Linked DNA regions of Homo sapiens: region 2 is linked to region 1. A link is an interaction called in ENCODE POLR2A ChIA-PET data of the cell type or tissue named here. Cell type or tissue: Panc1. All regions are shown on one strand. Links, peaks and the distances in the headings refer to the core of each region. The heading gives the core; the rest is flanking DNA. Region 1 has its middle 35 kb from the start of MIR4733. Region 2 has its middle 38 kb from the start of RNF135.

What was found. Peaks named below come from ENCODE experiments on the same cell type or tissue, not always from the same donor. Only the 100,000 strongest peaks of a DNase experiment are listed, where the experiment ranks them.
Region 2: POLR2A ChIA-PET joins it to region 1 with 12 read pairs; 6 of 35 experiments call an interaction of 5 or more read pairs at or near these places.

The regions. Positions count from the first base shown.
Region 1 is chr17:31,053,336-31,065,843 of GRCh38, forward strand. It overlaps the pseudogene LOC646030. Among named protein-coding and RNA genes, the nearest start is that of MIR4733, 35 kb to the right of the region's middle. In Panc1, for the core only: no CTCF peak of the experiment used is centred there; no DNase peak of the experiment used is centred there.
Region 2 is chr17:31,003,280-31,015,787 of GRCh38, forward strand. It overlaps the pseudogene LOC107984974. Among named protein-coding and RNA genes, the nearest start is that of RNF135, 38 kb to the left of the region's middle. RefSeq lists an enhancer at 4,994-5,495 and a silencer at 5,540-5,589. In Panc1, for the core only: no CTCF peak of the experiment used is centred there; no DNase peak of the experiment used is centred there; H3K4me3 peaks cover 1,385 bases; H3K27ac peaks cover 790 bases.

The DNA of each region.
Region 1 (12,508 bases), core at 2,023-10,022:
ATTGGAAAAGGCTTTAAAGTAGAGTAAAAGTTTGCCAGAAAGAATAATCATTATTACAGCTTTTTTAAAGCGTCTTCTACATGCCAAGCACTGTGCTAAAATCTCCCTATATATATTGTTTTATTTTAATCCTCACAACTCTAAGAGGTCACTACTGTAATTATTCCAACTTCACAAATGAAGAAAGTGAGATTTAGCAAGGTCGCCTTGGTGGGGCATGGCTGCTCACACCTATAATCCCAGGATTTGGGAAGCCGAGGCAGGAGGATCACTTGAGTTTAGGGGTTTGAGGCCAGCTTGGGCAACATAGTGAGTCCTCTGTCTCTACAAAAAGAAAAAAAAATAGCTGGATATGGTAGCATGCACTTGTGGACCTAGCTACTTGGGAGGCTGAGGTGGGAGGATGGCTTGAGCCCGGGAGGTTGAGGCTGCAGTGAGCTGTGATCATGCCATTACACTCTAGTCTGGGTGACAGAGCGAGACCCTGTCTCAAATAAATAAATAAATAGGCTGGGCACGTGACTCAGGCCTGTAATCCCAGCACTTTGGGAGGCCAAGGCAGGTGTATCGCTTGAGGTCAGGCATTCAAGACCATCCTGACCAAAATGGTGAAACCCCATCTCTACTAAAAATACAAAAATTAGCTGGGCATGGTGGCACATGCCTGTAGTCCCAGATACTCAGGAGGCTGAAGAAGGAGAGTCACTTGAACCCAGGAGGCAGAGGTTGCACTAAGCCAAGCTCGCATCACTGCACTCCAGCCTGGGTGACAGAGTGACACACTGTCTCAAAAAAATACTAATAATAAATAAATAAATAAATAAAGTCAACCTGCTCACCTCTTCACTAAGAATGAATAGCAGAAATGAGAAATAGATGCAGCTTTTCCTGACTGTGTAGCCCATTCTCTTACCCAAGGCTGCTATTTACAGTCGTGCAGGTTGTACATTGCACAATTCCAATGCTGGCCCTGCACTCAATAAGCCATTATAGATGGGAAGGGTATCCAGGCAGAAGGGGCCTACTTTGCAGAAATATGAAAAAGCAACCTATATTCAGGGAACTGACCCCATACAGCCATGTCAGAGGCTACAGAACTCCTTGAAGATGGGCAGCTCCTCTGCACCTCCAGTGATTGTTTACAGAACTGACCGATAGTGTCTTGGGAGAGCTCCTGGGGTTTTGCATTTGTTTTTTGTTTGTTTGTGTTTGTTTTGCTTTTGAGACAGGGTCTTGCTCTGTCACCCAGGCTAGAGGGCAGTGGTGCAATGACGGCTCACTGCAACCTTGGCCTCCCAGGCTCAAGCTATTCTCCCACCTCAGCCTCCAGAGTAACTGGGACTACAGGCATGTACCACCACACTCAGCTAATTTTTATTTTTATTTTTGTAGAAATGGGGGGGGGGTCTCACTATGTTGCCCAGGCTAGTCTGTAACTCCTGGCTTTAAGCGACCCTGCTGTCATGGCCTCCCAAAGTGCTGGGATTACAGGCATAGCCACCGTGCCAGGCCAGGCTTTGCATTTGGTGTAGAGACCCAATCCTTCCTTCTTACAGAGCTATGGAGCTCTCAGCAGGATGTGCATACTTCTGAACTGTTGACCATGCAAACATTCAAGCACAGAGGATGCAGGAGGTCCTGAGTCTCCAAACTGCTCAGTGTCCTATGAATGGCCAATCAGTTTCTCATGCATAGGCACCAAACATAACCTGCCAAACAAGCCAGTTCAATATCTAAGCCACCCCAACTTCTTTGCAGAAGTCGTTTCAGTAGCAAAGAATGGTCTGAGAAAAATAGGCACAACCAGGGTGAATGCCTACAACACTCCAGGTGCTCAGCAAACGTGATCTCTTCCACTCTCACAGCTTTATGAGACATCATCTTTCATTTTGCTGATGAGGAAACTGAGGTTCAGGGATCAGGTAACTTACCTAGGTTACGTGTGCAACAAGCAGCCACGATTCTCACCAGAATCTTTCTAGTGGCACAGCCTCTATGCTTCTATCCTAATGTTGGCTTTCAAAAGGTACCCGGAAAAGGGCAGGAAACAGCTTACATGGCTCCTAAAATGCCTGACAGCATGTATGTGGCAGAGTCTCTCTCTACTTTTTTTTTTTTTTTTTTTTGAGACGGAGTCTCACTCTGTCGCCCAGGCTGGAGTGCAGTGGCACAATCTTGGCTCACTGCACATTCCACCTCCCGGGTTCATGCCATTCTCCTGCCTCAGCCTCCCGAGTAGCTGGGACTACAGGCATCCGCCACCACGCCCAGCTAATTTTTTGTATTTTTAGGAGAGACGGGGTTTCACCGTGTTAGCCAGGATGGTCTCAATCTCCTGACCTCGTGATCTGCCCGCCTCGGCCTCCTAAAGTGCTGGGATTATAGGCGTGAGCCACCGCACCCAGCCCTCTACTAAGGTACCCAGAAAAGGGCAGGAAACAGCTTATATGGTTCCTAAAGTGCCTGAGAGCATGTATGTGGCAGAATCTCTCTCTATTTTTAATTTTATGTATTTTTCTAGAACCTATGTCATCAATCTCAGAGCTCAGAGACCCCTCCTCAGGTGGAGAGGCTGCTTCCAGACATCATTCCACCACAGCCTTTTCTCACTGTGCAATAGTTTGGTGTTGACAGAGTAGAATAAATTATTAAATGCTTTTCTGGAATTGATTTGACTCCAAGGGTCTTTGTGTTAAAATAATTTCCTATATCAAATAGGGTTCTTGGTTGTGCCTGACTCTGACTAACTTAAGGGGGGTAGGGAGTGGAACTTATTGGAAAGATACAGAGCGAGAAAGAGTCTTTTTAAAAAAATGCTGTAATAATAGGGACGAGAACCAGGGTAGCTCTGGGGAAGGAAGTCACAGAAGTTAAAGGTTGGTTCTTCAGGATGTCATTATCAGGATGTTTCAGCTCTGACTCCTTTCTGCCCTTATTCACACACCCAGCTAGAGTTCGAGTTACCCGCCATACCATGGCACACAGAGAACAAGACATCATGCCTGACAATTCCCCTAAAGCTTCAAGCAAAAAGTAAGGGGCAATCTCTAAAGCAAAATCAAGGTAATGCTACATGGAGAAAGGGAAATAGATCTGGCACTCTGACAGCATTTGTTTTTGCTTGACCAGGTTCTACTGAGGCAGGTAATACAAGCTGGGCATGTGAATAAGGGCAGAAAAAAGCAGGAGCTGATATAACCTGAGAGCAGTCTTTCTCCAAGAATGTTCAACTAAATTATTTCTTTTCTTTCTTCTTCTTCTTCTTTTTTTTTTTGTTTTTGAGACAGAGTCTTGCTCTGTCACCCAGGCTGGATTGTAATGGCATGATCTTAGCTCACTGCAACCTCTGCCTCCCAGGTTCAAGCAATTCTCCTGCCTCAGCCTCTCAAGTAGCTGGGATTACAGGCATGTGCCACCACATCCACCTAAGTTTTGTATTTTAGTAGTGACGGGGTTTTACTATGTTGGCCAGGCTAGTCTCGAACTCCTGGCCTGAAGTGATCCACCCATCTCAGCCTCCCAAAGTGCTGGAATTATAGGCATGAGCCACCAAGCCAGGCCCAGGCTAAATTATTTCAATTTAATGTACTGGAGGTTTGAAAATTAATACTTAAAAAGAAACTTGTCTAATGTTTCAGAGTTTCAGTTTGGAACGATAAAAACGTTCTGGAGATGGATGGTGGTGATGGTTACACAACAATGTGAGTGTACTTAATGTCACTGAACCACACATTTAAAAATGGTTAATATGGTAAATTTTATGTTATGTATATTTTACCACAATTTGAAAAATCACAACAACCTTAAGAAAGAGAGAAAGTTACTAAATGATATGTGGTATCCTGGAAAAGAATACAATCTATAGTTTAGTTAATATCATTGTACCAATGTTAATGTCTTAATTTTGATAAATGTGTCATAGCTATATAAGATTTTTAACATTAGGGCAAACTGGGTTCAAAGTATAAGGGGGTCAGGCATGGTGGCTCATGCCTGTAATCTCAGCACTTTGGGAGGCTGAGGTGGGCAGATCATTTGAGATCAGGAGTTCGAGACCAGCCTGGCCAACATGGTGAAGCCCCGTTTCTACTAAAAATTCAAAAATTAGCTGGGCATGGTGGTACACGCCTGTAATCCCAGCTACTCGGAGGCTGAGGCAGGAGGATCACTTGAACCTGGAAGGCAGAGGTTGCAGTGAGCAGAGATTGTGCCACCAGACTCCAGCCTGAGGAACACAGCAAGACTCTGTCTCAGAAAAAAGAAAAAAAAGAAAACAAAAAAAGGCTGGGCATGGTGGCTCATGCCTGTAATCCCAGCACTTTGGGAGGCCAAGGTGGATGGATTGCTTGAGGTCAGGAGTTCAAAACCAGCCTGGGGAACATGGTAAAACCCCATCTCTGCTAAAATACAAAAATTAGCTGTGTGCAGTGGTACGTGCCTGTAATCCCAGCTACTCAGGAGGCTGAGGCAGGAGAATCACTTGAACCCAGGAGGCAGAAGTTGCAGTGAGCAGAGATTGCGCCATTGCACCATCCTGGGCAACAGAGTGAGACTCCTCCTCAAAAAAAAAAAAAAAAAAGAAAGAAAAGAAAAGAAAAGTAAAAGAAAGAAAACAGTATATGGGGCTGAGTGTGGTGGCTCATGCCTGTAATCCTAGCATTTTGGGAGGCCAAGACAGGAGGATCGCTTGAGGCCAGGAGTTTGAGAGCAGCCAGGGCAACATAGTGAGATCTCATCTCTACAGAAAAGTTTAAAAATCGGCTGGGCATGTGGCGCTTGCCTGTAGTCCCAGCTACTCACTAGGCTGAGGTGGGAGCATGGCTTGAGCCCAGGAGTTCAAGGTTGCAATGAGCCACGATCGGGCCACTGCACTCCAGCTTCACAACTGAATGAATATATGGGACTCTTTACTATCATGCAACTTTTCTGTTAATCTAAAATTATTTCAAAATAAAAAGTTTATTTTAATAAGGAAACTACATTATAAACATTTTAATAAATAACTTTTATAAATGACGTTCAATTCGTGAGGGTTTTCAACATGTAAACTAATTTTGTGGAAGACGTCCACATTGTTCCATAAAATGAATAAGAAATGTTCTTACCAGCCGGGCGCCGTGGCTCACGCCTGTGATCCCAACACTTTGGGAGGCCGAGGTGGGTGGATCACGAGGTCAAGAGATGGAGACCATCCTGGCCAACATGGTGAAACCTCTTCTCTACTAAAAATACAAAAATTAGCTGAGCATGGTGGCCGTGCCTGTAGTCCCAGCTACTGGGGAGGCTGAGGCAGGGGAATTGCTTGAACCCAGGAGACAGAGGTTGCAGTGAGCCGAGATCGTGCCACTGCACTCCAGCCTGGCAACGGAGCGAGACTCCGTCTCAAAAACAAAAACAAACAAAACGAAACAAAACAAAATGTTCTTACCTATTAGAAATTCCACAGTATGATGATGTTCTCATCTGAGTCTTCAGTTCCCTCTGCCTTGATAGTACAGTCAATAGAATGTTCCTTCTCAGAATCCAAGCCACATAGACTCAGAACTGATGGAATTAAAACTGTACAAATCCAGGACAATCACACACCACATACCTCTCCAGGTGATGCAACACGAGGCACACCATGTCACTTCTAAGGTAATCATCCCCAAAATGTTTAACTTGAATCTTATTAAGGCTTTAGGTTCCATTTTGGGGGGAATACAGGAGATCAACGAAGAAGTTTTGTGACACCATGAGGAGAGAAGTCTGCAAGCTCAGAGTCTGGGGCAGACCGGAAGACAACTGGTGTGGTCTCTGGAAACAAGTCTAAGTTGTATTCTTTAGAGAAGTTTGGCCATGAAGGGAGCAGAAAAATGAGGAAGTAGGAGCTAAGAGGAGTCATGGGTGGGCTTTTTTCTGTTCTTAATTTCCAGTCTTTCATCAGCAGGGGATCAGTAAGATCCTGAGCCTGAGCCAGGCATGGATGAGGGAAATGTCCCTGTCTTCTTTCCCTGTTCTTGTTCTGTGTCATTTGTTGCTTCTTCTGTGCATTATATGGTCATGTTCGATATTAGAACATTTCCTTCTTATATCAGGGGTTCTAATTTAATCTGCAGAGCATTTTGTCCGGCTGGCTGTGTGCTCCATAAATACTGAATAAAAGAATCGAAAAAGTCAAAGTTGTGAATGAAGTGGAGATGAACGGAGCATTAAGAGTCAGGCTGGCACTACTAAGGTGAGGTGAGTGAGGCACTTAAGTGCAAAATTTAAGAGAATGCCCAAAAACTCATTGATCAAGAGCAATACAATTTTAATGCAATATTTTCAAAATCAAAATTAATATAAAAACCCATGGTGAACAAAATATCAGAAGTTTAAAGAGCCTACATTTGTACAACCCTGCCTCATTCATCTCATGCTAATCCCAGCCCCGTAAAACTTTTCCTGCAAAAACATGCAGCTGGCCTACAGGCATAGGTAGCTCATTTGACTTTTTGAAATATTGCATTACAATATTATTACTCTTGATTACTGAGTTTTCTGGGGCCTTTTTAACTCATCTCATCCTAGCCCTGACATTGCTTAAGTTCTGTATATGACTCAAAGAAACAATAGCCATAAAAGACATTTTGGGGATAAAAGGAAGAAATGGTATAAGACAACATTGGGGAATACTGTTAACATTTAGGTGATAATGACATTGTGATTGTGTAGAAGACGTCCTTGCTTTTTTGGAGATGATGTCAGCAAAACTTATAGATGATATGTAAATGAAACAAACTGGCTGGGGGTGATGGCTCCCGCCTGTAATCCCAGCAATTTGGGAGGCTGAGGTGGGTGGATCACTTGAGGCCATGAGTTCGAGAACAGCCTGGCCAACATGGAGAAACCCTGTTTGCACTAAAAAAAAAAAATACAAAAATTAGCCCGGCATGATGGCGCACACCTGTAATCCCAGCTACTCGGGAGGTTTGAGGCATGAGAATTGCTTTAACCCAGGAGGCAGAGGTTGCAGTGAGCCGAGATTGTGCCACTGCAGTTCAGCCTGGGTGAAAATGTGACTTTGTCTCAAAAGGAAACAAACAGGTAAAATTTTAATAATTGAATTTTGTTCCTGGGTACATATAGGTATTCATTGCACTATTCTTTCTAAGTTTCCAGGTGTTTAACATTTTTTATGATAAAACATTTTTAGACACTTATATAAGCCAAACTTTTATAACAATGTAATAGACTGCAGACCATCTAGAAGAGGCTAATTCATTACTACATAGCTGGGTGGTGAGGATGGAGGTAACTCACTTGCCCTAAAACTAACCCTAACCCAGTCCTCCTCCTTCCAATGCCTGCTGCCTCACATGTAGCCTGTCTTTGTTCCAGGCCCAGGAGGAGCTGGGGGTAAGAGCACAATCAAGTTTCAGTTTAGCTACTCAGAATCCAGATTAATGAATATCATTTCAGGCAGTTCCGCTTTGTCTGTCCTTTTCCTGGTATCTCCCCAGAGATGTCCAATGTAAGACAGGCCAGCCTCATATCAGACATAGAGAAAAGGCAAATGTGAACTTTTTTATTACACAGAACAGACAGACTGTCACAAATGGGCCTCAGGTGACACAGTAGCATGACCTGAGTACTTGCTGCAACTCCTGGGGCCTCATCTCAGACCTACTGAATCTGAAACTCAGCGTGTGGCCCAGCAATCTGTGTTTAACAAGTCCTGTAGGAGATTCTGATGCACACCAAAGTCTGAAAACCACAGATGCAAAGAGACACACAAGTGCATATGAATAGGCTTGTTTCATTTGGTCCTTCCATTTTATCAGTATGTAGCCTGTGTTTCATTATACCTGTGGTGGATGTGTTAAAAAGAGTTCTACAATGACACTCTCGTGCATAATTCTCAGAGAGAGCTTCCATTAGTGTGCTCAGGAACCTGCAGGAAAGCGTTTCACAAAAGTGCCAGTGTCACTTTAAGGAGCCACTCTGACTAGAGATGAACCCAAGGATCACGGGCTGTTGCCAAATCTGTGGTGTCTTCTGACCTTGCTTGTCTTTTTGAGCTTGGTCATGTTTTGCACGGAGCCATGGAGGCCCGTATAGTCTAGGTGTCTTACAGGCATTTTCAAGTTTTTACGAGGCCTCAAACTATATAAAATATATATAAAATATTTTGAAGCCTCAGAAAAACTTGAAAATGCCTGTAAGACACCTACACTACAGGTCTCCATGGCTCTCTGCAACTATTTTATAGTTGCTTTAATTTATAAAAGCTTCCCAGCTGATGTTTATATGCAGCCTGGATTGAGAATCACTGCTCTAGTGTCTCTGACAAGTGAATATCTTTGATAAAAGAGTAAAGAAATCTTTGTTTCTTTCTGTTTCATACACACACAAACACACACACATTTGATAGGTATATATATAGAAGAAACAGAAACAAAGAGAGCTCATTGAGGACATTAGGAGCAGGCTTTTGGATGGGGTGGTGTGCTTCATCCAGTGGCGCCCCCAGTTGGGCCCTGCTTCTACTTGCAGCTCCACACACTGCACAGGGAGGCCTACAGCAGCCACTGGCTCCCCTCCATCCCCTAGACCACAGCAGCCTCCATCTGGCCTCAAAACATGGAGCTGTTGCTGCCCCCAGCCACAGCTGGCCCAGCTGCATTCACGTTACCCATTTGGCCTTCACAAGATTTAGGCAGAAGATAAACACAGATGGGGCAGGTGAGCAGCAGGAAGGCCAGGTGCGCTGAAATTCCATCGAGGCAGGAAGTGCAAGTGCTGCACTATTTGAAGACACTTTATCTAAAAACAATCAAAAAGCAATTCTTCTCACTGGATCTGGACCCCCCTCAGGTGGAGATGGTTCTCCCCAACTGGGAGCCTGGGCGTTTTCATGAGTGGGCCACTTTCATCAGGTGCAGGAGGCTGCAGGCTCCTCAGAGGGTGCATCTTCAAGGGGGGGGTCAGAAAATGCCACCTTCTAAAATAAAAATGAAAATGAATCATGTGCATAAACTATGCTAAATGATGACTTGGAATCGTGCTTCTGGGGTTTCTCTAATATCAGTAAGGGGACTAGAACGTGACATAAATTGTGTTTCAGGGATTGTTGTAGGCCTGAGTTAATGCATCCCTGTTGTGATGGACATTTGTCAATGTTTGTGGCAGCCTAGCATCCATGCCCTCCCTCTATTTGGGGGAAATTCCCACTCTGTCAGTCACAGCAAGCTACCCCTCCCTCTAGGGAAGTAGGAAGGTCTAGAGACTAACCTCTTCCCCAGCACGCTTTTAGTTAGCACAGAGGCCAATGACAGGCTGGCCAATCAGATGCTCTCACCCTAGACTTTATATTGTGAATAAAAGTGTGGTGTGAGGCAAAGATGAATGGAAAGCTAGAATCCATGTGCATTGGCTGGGTGTGGTGGCTCACGCCTGTAATCCCAGCACTCTGGGAGGCCGAGGCTGGCAGATCACCTGAGGTCAGGAGTTCGAGACCATCCCGGCCAACAAGGTGAAACCCTGTCTCTACTAAAAATACAAAAATTAACTGGGCATGGTGGCATGAGCCTGTAATCCCAGCTACCCAGGAGGCTGAGGCAGGAGAATCTCTGGAACCCAGGAGGCAGAGGCTACAGTGAGCTGAGATTGCGCCACTGCACCCCAGCCTGGGTGACAGGGCAAGACTCCATCTCAAAAAAAAAAAAAAAAGAATCCATGTGCATTGGAAGGATCTGGCCAAGGCATGCTGGTAGGTTTTTTCCTGCTCAAAGATGATTATCTTGTATTCTGCTCCTTGGGCCCCTGTCTCTATTGGTTTTTGGCCCATATAGTTCTCTCTCTCTCTCTCTCTCTCTCTCTCTCTCTCTCTCTCTTTCTCTCTCTGTGTGTGTGTGTTTGATGGCAAATTTCAAATATACAGTACATTATTATCAATCATAGTCCCCATACTGTACAGCTTATCCCTATCGTCATTCTTCACCTTCTAATAATGTTTGTTGCTTCTTACATATTTTGAAGCCTCATAGAAACTTGAAACTATTTAATTCAAAGTGGCCTCTTAGTCTCTTTTCTGCTTACGATAATCGGAGTGGTTTTCTGCTGCTTGCAACCAACAATTGACTATATAGACATGTTTGGGAGGCATAATATAATGCTGATTTTTTAGGTGTTGTAGGGATACCAAGATGAATGCAGTCTGGAATGCACTACACACAGCGCATGAGAATACGGGCTCCGTAGTGAGACAGGCTTCAGTTCACCTCTTGCCTCTGCCACTTACTAGCTGGGTGACCTTTCACCTGGTCTTTTATCATTGCTGGGTTTCATTTCCTCGTCTGTAAAATGGAGTTACTAAATGGTCTTGAACTCCTGACCTCAGGTGATCCACCCGCCTCAGCCTCCCAAAGTGCTGGGATTACAGGCGTGAGCCACCGCTCCTGGCCTTGATAATGATTCTTAACTTCAAGGAATTTATAATCTTGTAGGTCTGGCTCATATTCACTAGTTCTTTTCAAACTTCCATGGTAGAGATTCAAGGACAACTGATGCTGTAACAAAAGGCAATCACTAATTGGGGTCTAGAAATGGAGAGCCAAAGCATAAGGCCACGTGTCAGTCATTCAACAAATAAGACCCACAGATATGTATTCAGATGCTTATTGAGCTCCTATTATATGCCATGACCTTACTAAGGATGATTTCAGTGGTCTCTAATGGTGAAAAGAAAGCTGTATGTAGAAGAAATATGCACTAAAAGAAAACAAGGTTAATTTTCCAGCCTAAAAGAAGTGAATTCCTCTCAAAACCAAGCTCTTTCTTTTGTCATCAAATGGGCTTCTGAATACTCACTAATTTACTTTCCCAGGGACCTCACAGTCAGGAAGTAGACATCCTCTAAGTGTAGTTATTAGGAATCCTGTTCCAGGTGCTGGCCTTCCATGAAAAATTAAGTTTCTAAACTTGCAAAGATAAAGACCAGATCCAACACTGACGGTTGACCTCACCAAGAAGCAGAAAACCTGTGAAACCTATCCTGCCCAGATACACCATATACTCAAATACTTTTTGAGCTCATCTTGTGTGTCTGGCGTCAGGCTAAGCACAGGGAATATCACAGTGAATCAACTAGGATGGCCCCTGCTGTCTTGGTGCTTACTCTGTGTTGAGGAAGGGAGATGCTTACCAAATAATTACACAGTCGGCTGGGCATGGTGGCTCACACCTGTAATCCCAGCACTTTGGGAGGCCTAGGTGGGCAGATCACGAGGTCAGGAGATTGAGATCATCCTGGCCAACATGGTGGAACCTTGTCTCTACTAATAAAAATACAAAAATTAGCTGGGCATGGTGGTGCATGCCTGTAATCCCAGCTACTCAGGAGGCTGAGGCAGAAGAATAGCTTGAACCAGGGAGCCGGAGGTTGCTGTGAGCTGAGATTTTGCCACTGCACTCCAGTCTGGCAACAGAGCAAGACTACGTGTCAAAAAAAAAGAATTACATAGTCATGTAATGACAAACTGTCTTAAGTACCCTGCAGGAGATGTTTAGGGATTTATGAGATCATGTAATAGGGAACACTGATCTAGTCTAGAGAGTTAGGGAGGGTTTTGATGAGTAGGAGCATACCTGAGCTTTGGTCTTAATGATGAGTAGTGGTTGACTATGTGGAGAGGGGAGGAAGGAATAGGTAAGCCAGAGAAAACATAGATAAAGGCCCTCTGGTGAGAGAGAGCAAGGCCTGGGTACCCACCTTCTAAAGTGTTGTGGGAAACATATGCAGCATTACCTGCAATACACAATAAATGTTAGTGGATGGAACAAATAATAAGCTAATAAAAACTAACTTTTTCTTAGGCTTATTATATTCTAAGAACTTTTAAAATGTATTAGGTTAATTAACACTAGCTACTGTAGCAAAGAATCCCCAAATCTGTGTGGCTTAATGCAATAAGGATTCATTTCTCCCTCACCTCACAGTGAATGTGAGTTGGGCAGCCCTCTCGGGCAATCTCCTTCTAGCTGTGACTCAGGGATCCACGCACTTTCTATCTTGTAGCTCCATAACCCCCCTCCAGAGCCTTCTTGAAGTTCTCTCCTAGATCTTTTCTATGTGATTGCCCAACTAGTGTGGAAGATAGTGTGGGACACTTTGGGAACAGGCTTGTAAGTGACATACATCACATCTACCCCTGTCAAATGGCCAGAACCACGTCAACCTGGTCCTAATGTGATTGCCGCAGAGGCCATGAAAGGTAGCTGTCCTGTGTGTGGCATGACTCCAGAACAAGGTCTCTTAACCATACCCAATATTTGCCAAGAAATCTGTATCAGGAATCAGACTTAAGTGCTTATATGACAAGCTGCTATTCTGGATGAAACACAAACAGAATTAGATAGAAATGGTCACCAGTTTTGGGAGCTTACACCCAAAGAGCCAGCTCTGGCCAGGAAACTCGACAATTTAGAGCACATTCTGTTGAAGATCATTAAACCCAGGCGGTGATTGGCAACTGCCTGGGAGTGG
Region 2 (12,508 bases), core at 1,404-9,403, 51 kb before region 1:
CACCTGTAGTCCCAGCTACTTGGGAGGCTGGGGCAGGAGAATCGCTTGAACCTGGGAAGTGGAGGTTGCAGTGAGCCGAGATCACGCAACTGCACTCCATCCTGGGTGACAGAGCGAGATTCTGTCTCAAAAATAAATAAATAAATAAATAAATAAATAAATAAATAAGTAAAAAGAAGCTATAGGCCCTCACTTTCTGCATCATGGAGCTTTTATCTTCTAACCCAGAGTTAATTTGATATTTGCCTTTTGAGCCAAGATTCAGAGTTTGGAGTGAAGGGTTTCAGCCTCTTGAGGTTTTTTGGTTAAATATTGTCCTCTCAGACAGTATGTATTGCAATGAGGCCTCTGTGAGTGTTGGTTTTATCTGCCTGCCACATGATGTCCCCAGACTGGAGCCAGAGCACTAGAATCAGAAACATAGGAAAGGAAAGAAGGCTATCACTTTTGATTGCTTTGCTTTTGGCTTGCACTTTGTGTCAGCATATCTCTTCCAGGACACTGTAGAATATAGTGTCCTTCCTTCAAACAAAACACAAAATCTCCAAAGGAGAATAACTAAAGCTGAAATGCCAGTGGATGAAGGACCTCTCACTGGGGTCTGCACTGTGGGGGCGAGGAAATCATCTGCCTATGGACCAAGCCAGAAAGACTTTCCTTGGGGCTATCTTAGTCCATTCGGGCTACTATAACAGACTCCCATAGACTGGGTGGCTTACAAAAAACAGAAATTTATTTCTCAGCTGGGTATGGCGACTCACTCCTGCAATCCCAGCACTTTGGGAGGCCAAAGCAGGAGGATCACTTGAGCCCAGGAGTTTGAGACCAGCCTGGACAACTAAATGAGATCCCGTCTCCACAAAAACATTTTATATTAGCTGAGTGTGATGGCATGTGCCTGCAGTCCCAGATACTCTGGAGGCTAAGGCTGGAGGACTGCATGGGCCCAGGAGGTCAAGGCTGCAGTGAGCTGTGATCATGCCACTGCACCCCAGCCTGGGTGACAGAGCAAGGCCATCTAAAAGAAAGAGAGAGAGAGAGAGAGAGAGGAGGGAGGAAGAGAGAGAGCAAGAGAGAGAGAGAGAGAGACAGGGGGGAAAAGAGAAAAGAAAAGAAAAGAAAAAGAAAGGAAAAAAATGAAAAAAGAAAAGAAAGCAAATTTATTTCTCATAGTTCTGGAGGCTGGGAAGTCCAAAATCAAGGTGCTGGCAGATTTGGTGTCTAGTGAGGGAGCTCTCAGGAGTTCCCCCGCCGTTTTTTTTTTTTTTTTTTTTTTTTTGAGACAGAGTCTTGCTCTATCACCCAGGCTGGGGTGAAGTGGTGTGACCTGGGCTCACTGCAACCTCTGCCTCCCAGGTTCAAGCAATTCTTCCTGCCTCAGCCTCTTGAGTAGCTGGGATTATAGGTGCCTGCCACCATACCCAGCTAATTTTTGTATTTATTAGTACAGACGGGGTTTCACCATGTTGGCTAGGCTAGGCTGGTCTTGAACTCCTGACCTCTGGTGATCCACCCAACTCAGCCTCCCAAAGTGCTAGGATTACAGTCCCTTTTATAAGGTCACTAATCTCATTCATGAAGGCTCTATCTTCATGACCCAATCACCTCCCAGGACTGTCATATTGGGAGTTAGGATTTCAGTACATGAATTTTGGGAGAACACAAACATTCAGTCTATAGCGGAGACACACTGCTTCATAGGAGAGCACGAGGAACTCCTTTGGCAGCTTTCTGCGCTATCTGGGGACATTGTTCTCAAAAATTTGTTTTCTATCAGGCCTTGTCTCTCAAGTGTTTTTTTTTCCTGGGGGTTGAGGAGAATGGAGTGTTCTCATCAGTGCCATGGGCTGCTTCTGTCCTTCTCTCTTCTCTTCCACCTCACACACTCTGGTGAAGCAGCTGCTGGATAGTTCTGTTGAACCCACTATTGGGTCCGGGGCTTTGGGTTCCTGGAAGACCACCTGCTAAGCAGGAAGCCACCATCTTGTTAGGCTTGAGGAAACCTCTAAAATAGTTATATCTATCTGTCCCTTGCTTCTCTCTCAAATACTATTTTGTTTTGTTTTGTTTTTGAGACAGTCTCGCTCTATCACCCAGGCTGGAGTGCAGTGGCACAATCTCGGCTCACTGCAACCTCCGTCTCCCAGGTTCAAGTGATTCTCCTGCCTCAGCCTCCTGAGTAGCTGGGATTATGGGCATGTGCCATCATGCCTGGCTAATTTTTTACATTTTTAGTAGAGACCAGGTTTCCCAGTGTTGGCCAGGCTGGTCTTGAACTCCTGACCTCAAGTGATCCACCCGCCTTGGCCTCCCAGAGTGCTGGGATTACAGGGGTGAGCCACTGTGCTGGCCTTATTTTTATTTTATTTTATGTTATTATTATTATTATTTTGAGATGGAGTTTTGCTTTGTCCCTCAGGCTGGAGTGCAATGGCGCAATCTCAGCTCACTGCAACCTCCGCCTCCCGGGTTCACGCCATTCTCCTGCCTCAGCTTCCCGAGTAGCTGGGACTATAGGCACCACCACCATGCCCGGCTAATTTTTTTTTTTTTTTTTTTAGTAGAGACAGAGTTTCACCATGTTAGCCAGGATGGTCACTATCTCCTGTCCCCGTGATCCGCCTGCCTCGGCCTCCCATAGTGCTGAGATTTACAGGCGTGACCCACTGTGCCTGGCCGCTTGCTTCCTATTTTCTATGAACTCATGGCACTACTGTTGAACCTTTCGAGGTTCCTCTCATGGCCCTGGAACCTGCTTTCCACTGTAAAACATTCTTTCATTCTTTCTTCCGAAATTGCATCCTTATCTTAGCTAAGCAAAACTATTTTCTGAATAAACTATCTCCCTGATGGTTTTTCAGATAGAGACTGCTGTAGGAGAAGAAAGATTTCCATGTTCTCCTAGCTCCTCACATACTCAATGACTACTTTCCTGTTACTCCAAACCCTTCCTCCTCACAAGCTAATATTCTACATTCTATTTGTCAGTTTCTGTCATTAATAGCTCTCTAGGCTGTTCTCCCACATTCAATGACTATCTACAGCCAACCTATCCAAAACCTGAGATCACACCAAGGTATGGTGTGGCCACGTTCCATTCAACAGAGTTCTTTGCTTTCTACTCCAAGACTTGCACTTGTCCATACCCCTAACTGTGCTGCTCCATACTAGAAGTCTTAACATTGTAATGCTCCACTCTTGGCCGTGGCTTCCTCTTTTAGTTCCTTTTCTCTTCGTGTTTCTACTTAGGGACTCATCAAGACATCTACACTCTCTCCCTTTCTTTCTTTCTTTCTTTCTTTCTTTCTTTCTTTCTTTCTTTCTTTCTTTCTTTCTTTCCTTTCTTTCTCTTTCTTTCCTCTCTTTCTTTCTTTCCCTTTCTTCTCTTTCTTTCTCTTTCTTTTCCTTCTTTTCTCTCTCTCTCTCTCCCTCTCTCTCTCTCTCTCCTCTTTCTTTCTTTCTTATGCATATATCTCACCTAAGACATCCAGACTTGAACTTTTCACATCTTCTCCCAATTTATCAGTTGCTCTCTTTGCTTCCTGCTTCCATTTCCTAGCTAGCCCAAGTCCCACAGTGTAGCTCATGGACTTCTTTCTTCAGCACTTTGAACTTTCTTACTTCCTCATTCCTCTGGGACACAAAACTTGTCTATTGGTCATCGAAATTCTTTGACCCAACATATTTCATAGTAATGGTAACATCAATCCCAGCCTACAACTTTTTTATTTATTTATTTATTTTGAGACGGAGTCTCGCTGTGTTGCCCAGGCTGGAGTGCAGTGGCGCAATCTCGGCTCACTGCAAGCTCCGCCTCCCGGGCTCACGCCATTCTCCTGCCTCAGCCTCCGGAGTAGCTGGGACTACAGGCGCCCACCACCACGCCTGGAGAATTTTTTTTTTTTTTTTTTTTTTTTTTTTTTTAGTGGAGACGGGGTTTCACCGTGTTAGCCAGGATGGTCTCGATCTCCTGACCTTGTGATCCACCCGCCTTGGCCTCCCAAAGTGCTGGGATTACAGGCGTGAGCCACTGCACCCGGCCAAGCTTTACAACTTTATTTTTAGGGACAGGGTCTCACTTTTTTGCCCACTACTGCAGCTTCCAGGAGAAAAAGTTATTCGCCTCTGCCGTGGAATATTCTATAGCCTAATCCACGTGAGCAAAAGACACAACTCTACCAAGATATAAAATGTGTACTACATATACAGTCATGTGAGCACTAGGCTGTGACCTCGAATGCCAACAACTATGGCCAAATTACTGACAGACATAAGCCTGAGAACTAAGCCAGACACTCAACAGAAACAAGCCTCCCTTTTCAGAGACATTTTCTAAAACCATAAAAATAAGAGACAAAAATTAGGACATATTCAGGTAACAAGAGCTTCCTTCCCCCAGATAATTTCTGTTGTATAAAACCCAGAGATTAAAAACAACGATATTGGATTAGAAAAAAAAAAAAAAAAACCTTAGTCTTTCAATAAAAAGAAGAATGGGACAAATTTAACCCAAAACACATCATCATCATTTTTCTTGAAAATACGATAGTTCCCTTTTATCTGAGAGGGATCCATTCTGAGACCCCCCCCAGTGGATACGCTGAAACCATGGACAACACCAAACTTTATATATACTATGTTTTGTTCTGTACATACATACTCATGGTAAAGTTTAATTTATAAACTAGGCACAGAAAAAGATTAATACCAGAACAATTATAACATACTCTAATAGAAGTTACATGAACGTAGTCTCTTTTCTCTAAAAATATCTTATTGTACTGTACCACTGGTAACTCAAACTGCGGATAAGGGGGGACTGTTGTACAACAGTCTCACCATTTGCCGGTATTTCCGAATCATTTTTAGCTTGTCTTCTCCTCCCTTGTTCCTTCTTTCTGTTCAAGGCTGCTGATTATTCTCCAGGAGGCTCTTCTAGCTCCAATCACATTCTTATATGTAACAGATAGGAGGTTTCTTTCTTCAGCTGTCAGCTCCACATCCATCCCTGCTAATTTCTTCACTGACTCCACCATTTCTATAAGGGAAAAGCAAAATCCCGGGTCCCTCAGACAAAAGGGCGGGTGGAGGAGGAGAAGCCGAGAGTCCTGCTCCGGCGCCGCCGGAGCACCGCCTGCCTCAGCCGACCAGCGCCGTCGACTACTGGGCCTAGCCCAGACGAGAGGAGGGAAAGGCCGCAGAGGCCGCGAGGATGCTGCGGAGGCGCGGGCGGCCGGCTGCCGCCTAGTTGTGCAGCCCAGACCAAGGAAAGAGAAGTGGGAGGAGCGGGGAGCTCGGCGTCCCGCGTCCTCCGCGGCTCAGGACGACTACGCTCGGCACGTCCGGGACCCTCCGGCCGTGGCGGTTGCAGCGCCAAAAGCTCGGGCCTCAGCCCCTGACGCTGTGGTGACTCCGCCGCGCCTCGCCGTCGCCCCTGTCCCCGTCCTGCCCGCCGCCTCCGCCGCTGGGGACATGTCCAACCCCGGAAGCCGGAGGAACGGGCCCGTCAAGCTGCACCTGACAGGTGAGGGGGAGCGCCGGGCCGGGCTGGGCAGCCGCCGGGTGGGCGAGCTGGCGGGGGGTGCCTGTTGACTTGGGAAGGGCCAGGATCGCGATCAATGGTGAGTTGGGGGTTGGAGGAATGGGAAGGCCTAGTTCAGGGAGAGTAATTGGAAAACCACTCGCTCCGGTTTGGACATTCTTTAAAAAGCCGAGGATGACTTGGGGAGGGGGGGTGGTCTTTTGTGGAGGGGAGGTTACATCGGTTCGCATCGCAGGCGGATTTCAGGTCCGAAAGTCTTGGTCAAGGAGCCCGATGCTGCCTCTCGGGGCTCGGGGAGGAGCCCCTGGGCTACCGCCCAGGTGGGATCGTGAAGGGGATGAAGAGCTCTCGTGGCGAGGATTATTGAATCCGGTTGCTGACTGCGCGCAACTTTAAGGAGTGTTTACTCCTTAAAGATGGAGCGCTTAACGGAAGTGTGTGCGTGTGTGTTCCCGGGTTGTTACCTTGCACACCTACTTATGCCCGCGTGCAAAATCCTTACTCTCCGCCTCCGGCTACCGCTGCCGGGGCCGCACACCTTAAACTCACGTCTCTCTGAGGAGAGGAGACTGAGGTTGACTTTTCCCGTGTGCCTGTCTGATCCGACGGCTCGGGCTCATTGTACACTGTGTTTTGGAAGTGTCTGATTGTAGGGTGGCATGTTTGGGGTTGTACCTTGTAGGCCGCAGAACTTGTGTCACTTCTAACTCCAGACCTGCTTTAAAAACACACTTTTTGGCGGGGGTGGGGAGGGGGTACTTTTCTAACTATGTGCTCATACAAACTTTAGAGCAAACTTTCTCTTACTCTCCCCACCCTCCCCCTTCCTTTTTCTAAATGGAAAATAATGTCCGGAGGGGTTGCTAGATAGAAGACTACACTTACAAAGTGTTTATGATTCCAGGCGCATGAAATCTTTAACATTACAGGTACATTTTTGCTTACAGTGCCATTTTTGGTATTCTTACATGGACATGTCACCCCCATTTTAGGAAAACTTGTATTTGGTTTGAAAAGGAATTGAAATCACGACGTTATCCTACCTTCACCATTTACCCCTGATAAATTGTCCACGTTTATATTCGGATGAGTGGTGAGAAAGATAATTTTCCGTAGAGGATTTGTGTGTGCGTGCACGTGTACGAATAAACTGTAATTATGTTTGCCCACACTAGACTTTGAGATTTATTTGGGCTAATTTTGTAGTTGAATGCATGTGTGTCAGATCCCAGTACAGCTAGATGAAAACTTGCAGTGAATTTGGTATTTGAGAATTTAGCTTGAATGTCTGTTGGCTGCGATTTAAATAATACATGACCTTCATGACAAGTTTTGCTTTCCCTAAGGAAAAATGCAGGGAATCATTAACTGAGTGGTTCTTAATGGAAAACCTGGATTGGAGGATACTTGTATTTCCCCCCAACTTCCCCCCATTCAATGTCCTTATATTGGGAGAAGTCAGTGGAAACCTTTTTAGGGGATCTTTGTTGCTTTAGAGTTTATCTGTTGCTATCTGGAATCAGTGATCATCGAAAGAACATGCGATCCCAGGTGTGCAGAAAGCATCAGAAATAAGCTGTTTCCATTTACTTCCCTCAAGGCTACATAGAGAAAATGAGGGAAAAAATAGGGATTTTGATTTTCTGCAGATAAAATGAGTTGAGGTTTTAAGTATGACTCAGTAGATCTTAAAGTGTTTATCTGTGGTTTCCGTACTGCCTATGATACATTATAAAAATTTATAAGTAAAGTTTGTTAAGAGGAAAGATTATGCTTATATTTTAGGGGAAGAGGGAATATTGAACTACATTTATAGAGTGATTTTGTTTCAGGTTTTTCTGAGGATTTTTTAAATACCCTGTGTCCACTTAATAGTAAAAACAGTTTGAGGTACTCTGAGTTTCTTACAACTATTTGTCTCTGAATAGTTTTCTCTTAAAATTTGACAAATGTTAAAAACATTGTCCTTCCTCCTTTGGTTACAGTGGAGTCTTCTGTTTTGCCAGGAAAGTGAACTTTTTTTTTTTCATTTTTGTTCATCATTTACAAATTAGATGGGATATATTTTAGCAAATAGATCTCAAGAGCTGGATTTAATTAGCAGCTTTTTAGGACATAAACATTAAAGGTTAGATGGAAAAGATTGTTTTGACTGACAGGATAAATGACAGGGCTGTGTTTGATGTGCGTCCAGGAATTGGTCTGGAGCTGGTGCCCAACTTCTCAGTCCATCTTGAGAAGCCAAATAAAATATTTAACCTAGGCCTCATTTTGTTTTTTTAAAAAAAGTTGATTCTTTGTAAAAACCTTAAGAAATGTTTGGCATACCTTTAGACTAAGTGTTTAACAATTCGTTTAGACCTGGGTTCCCTAATAGAGGAAAAAAAATCACTTAAAAAAAGACAGATCTCACAGTGAATTTATATTTGGTTTACAATACACTTGGGCTATAAGATGTTTTAAAATTATTGTTCTTTGCTTTAAGTTAATACCATGTTAGTATTTTACATTTATAGAGTATCTTTGATTTCAAGATGCTGTATAAACTTTAGTTACTTGGTAATAACCTTATTGTGGAATTGCCCTTTTACTGAAAGGTATAAACATTTCTTGCATGGTGACACACACACACACACACACTCTCTCACACACTCATACACACTCTCTCTTTCTGAAGAAGAGGAAATATTTGAACCATGAGATCAGTGCCCACAATTGATATTAGACTTTTCCACATATTATTCTTTTTTTTTTTTTTTTTTTGAGACACAGTTTCACTCTTTTTGCCCAGGCTGGAGTGCAGTGGCACGATCTTGGCTCACTGCAACCTCCGCCTCCCGGGTTCAAGCGATTCTCCTGCCTCAGCCTCCCAAGTAGATGGGATTACAGGTGCCTGCCACCATGCCCGGCTTTTTTTGTATTTTTAGTAGAGATGGGGTTTCACCATGTTGGCCAGGGTGATCTCCATCTCCCGATCTAGTGATCCGCCCACCTCGGCCTCCCAAAGTGCTGGGATTACAGGCGTGAGCCACCACGCCTGGCCACCACATATTATTCTTAAAACCACAATCAGTGAACTGTTTGGTATTTGTCAGTGCTAAGAAGGTGGGGCTAATTTAATAATTTGATCCCAAATTTTAGATTCCTCAGGCAATTGGGGGTTAGAATCCAATTTCATCCATCAAGCTACTTCTGTTCTTTGTGACACATTAACATATGATCATTAAAATGGGGTGTATAGTAACACCATCAACTTCAACTAATATTTCTAGAACAAATTGATTATAAAGTGTATAATTTCTATATTATACCTATATGACTGTCAGATACAGGCTTTTCTTACAATGGTTTGGATAGAAAAATATTCTTTACAGTAAAAACTTTAGGGTAATTTTTAGACCATTATTGTTTTTGAAAACCAAAGGCTGCAAAAAGCAGTTTAGTGTAATTTCTAATATTTTAAATTCTTAGGTATAGAGAAGTAGAATAAGATTACTCCTCCAGAACATTTATTTCAGACCTTTTTATAAATTTAATGTTTTTGTATGCTGCTTCTCATATTATTAATTTCAAAGCCCTTGGCAATAAGGAGGTTAACCTTGTCTATAATGTAAGGAAGTTTAACTTTAAAAATTTCCCTTTAGATATGCTAGCGTCTTAATCTTGTTTCACTACATATTTTATTAATTCAAGGCCTTAAAAATGATAGCTTTATTCTATTACACAGGTTTTTATGTATGCCTATACACCATAATGACATTTATTTATTTATTTGAGATGGAGTTTCGCTCTTGGCTGGAGTGCAATGGGGCGATCTCAGCTCACTGCAACCTGTGCCTCCTGGGTTCTAGCGATTCTCCTGCCTCAGCCTCCCGAGTTGCTGGTACTACAGGTGCATGGCGCCACGCCCGGCTAATTTTTTGTATTTTCAGTAGAGATGGGGTTTCACCGTGTTAGCCAGGATGGCCTCTATCTCCTGATCTCGTGATCCGCCAGCCTCGGCCTCCCAAAATGCTGGGATTACAGGCGTGAGCCACCACACCCAGCCAAGAAATTTTTTAAATGCAAAGTTCTCTAGCCACTTTGTATTTACCACTAGATGTCTCACTAACTTCAGGAAACCTGATAGCTTTTGGCCACATTAGAGTAACTTGGTTCTCAATTAAATTTTTGTAGAATAATATGATCAGGTTAAGTTGAAACCTATTTTTTAAATTAAGATATTGAACTTGTATTTTTGTTTATTGTGTTATTTAACAGAAAGGAAACATAAAAGGCTGTGACTTTCCTACTTAATTAAGGATCTGGAAGCCACATTTTGTATGGAAAAAGGTTTTCTTTTATTTTTTTATTTCAGTAGATTTTGAGGGAACAGATGGTGTTTGATTACGTGAATAAGTACTTTAGTGGTGATTTCTGAGATTTTGGTGGACCCATCACCCAAGCAGTGTACACAGTACCCAGTGTGTAGTCTTTTATCCCTCACTACCCCTACCCTTTCCCACAGTCCCTATAGTCCAGTGTATCATTCTTATGCCTTTGCATCCTCATAGCTTAGCTCCCCCATGTGACTGAGAACATACAATGTTAGGTTTTTCATTCTTGAGTTACTTCACTTAGAATAATAGTCTCCGATTTTATCCAGGTTGCTGTGAATGCTATTATTTCTTTTTATGGCTGAATAGTATTCCATGGTGTATATATATGTGTATATATGTGTGTGTGTATGTTTGTGTGTGTGTGTATACATACCACATTTTCTTTATCCACTCATTGACTGATAAGTATTTGGGCTGGTTCCATATTTTTGCAATTGCAAATTGTGCTGCTATAAACATGCGTGTGCAAGAATCTTTTTTGTATAATGACTTCTTTTCCTCTGGGTAGGTACCCAGTAGTGGGATTGCTGGATCAAATGGTAGATCTACTTTTAGTTCTTTAAGGAATCTCCACACTGTTTTCCGTAGTGGTTGTACTAGTTTACATTACCACCAGCAGTGTAAAAGTGTTCCCTTTTCACTGCATCCATGCCAACATCTGTTTGTTTGTTTTTTATTTTTTGATTATGGCCATTCTTGCAGGAGTGAGGTGGCATCGCATTGTAGTTCTGATTTGCATTTCCCTGATACTTAGTGATGTTGAGCATTTTTCCATAAGCTTGTTGGCCTATCTTGGTTGGTATATCTTCTTTTGAGAATTGTCTATTCATGTCTTTAACCCACTTTTTGATGGAATTGTTTGTTTTTTTTTTCTTGCTGATTTGTTTGCATACTTTGTAGATTCTGGATATTAGTCCTTTGTCAGATGTTTTTCTTAATCCTTAATTTTTTTTCCCCCCTGAGATACGGTCTTGCTTTGTCAACCAGGATGTAGTGCAGTGGCATGATCGTGGCTTACTGCAGCCTCAGCCTCCCAGGCTCAAGCGATCCTCCCACCTCAGCCTCCTGAGTAGCTGAGACTACAGACGTATGCCACCACCCTTGGCTAACTTTTAAATTTTTTTTGTAGAGGTGGGGTCTTACTGTGTTGCCCAGGCTGGTCTCAAACTCCTGGGCTCAAGTGATCCTTTCGCCTCAGCCTCCCAAAGTGCTGGGATTACAGGCATGAGCCACTGTGCCTGACTAATTTTTAATTCTTTTTATTTTAATTTTTTAAAAAAGCAAGAAACCAGCAGAGAGATTTAATTCTTCAACTAGTTTAATAACACCCAAAGGGAAAGTATAGAAATGTGATTTTTTGTTTTTGCTTATAAACATAAATTTATATGTTTAAGTAGTAGAGCGGAAGTAACAAGATGGAGTAAATACTTCCCAGGAGGAAATACTTCATGAATTGAGGGTGGAGGTAAAAACATTCTTCCATTGAACACATTTATAAATGGTTAGGTGTTATTGAAATACTATGCATAACACTCAGCTTCAAGAACAATATAGTCAAATAGATTTAATACCCTAACTTACCAAGTTTGTTTGAAACATAACCCTTAAGTTTTGGTCTTCCTTTATTATTTGAAGGTGATAGATCACAGAATCATAGAATTGGGGAACTGATAGGTGATTTGTCTGTCCTTGAACCTTGGCAAATTAGTATCTTAAAAAAATTAGCATTGATACCAACATGCAAAATTTCTCCAGTCACCAACACTTAACACTGTTTTGTTGTACTATTTTCAGCTGTCCACAGGAAATCTACTGTATTCCAATATGTCTAACATGTGAAGTGTCATTTTTGTCTAACATTTTTAGTTCCACCTTTTAAATTTTTGTCAAAAAAATCATTTTCATTATGGCTTTGGGCCGAAAACTGTATTGTCATCTTTGATACAAGTTTCTTATTGATTTGTATTAGATCTTTCAGAATAGCTCTCTTAATTTTCATTTCCTTTCCCTTTCCATATGACTTTCCTCGTTCAGGGTCTTTTCATCCTACTGTTGGATGATTACAACAGCTTCATATATGGTCGCCTCTAATCTTTCTTTCTCCTAGTGGGCCCTGAATACCACTGATAGGAAAATATGACTGTAATTACAGCCATGCTCAAGAACCTGAAATGGCTCCCTGTTATCTACCTCAATCAGTCCAAGCCCTATTGTCTGACTTCTAAGCTCCTCTTACTGGCTCATGCATATTTCCAACAGTATTTACTTTTACACCTTAGCACAAACTCTTTGGTTAGACTCTTCAAAGTCTTTTAAATACTACATTGTCATACCCTCGTTGGCGCTCTTCCATTGCTAGGAAAGTCCTCCTTTTCCTGTATGTATTTAAAGCAGCAGTCCCCAACCTTTTTGGCACAGGGACTGGTTTTGTGCAAGACAGTTTTTCCAAGGATGTGGGGAGCAGGGGATGTGTTGGGATGAAACTGTTCCATCTCAGATCATCAGGCATTAGATTCTTGTAAGGAGCGCACAACCTAGATCCCTTGCACGCGCAGTTCACAATAGGGTTCCAGCTCCTATGAGCATC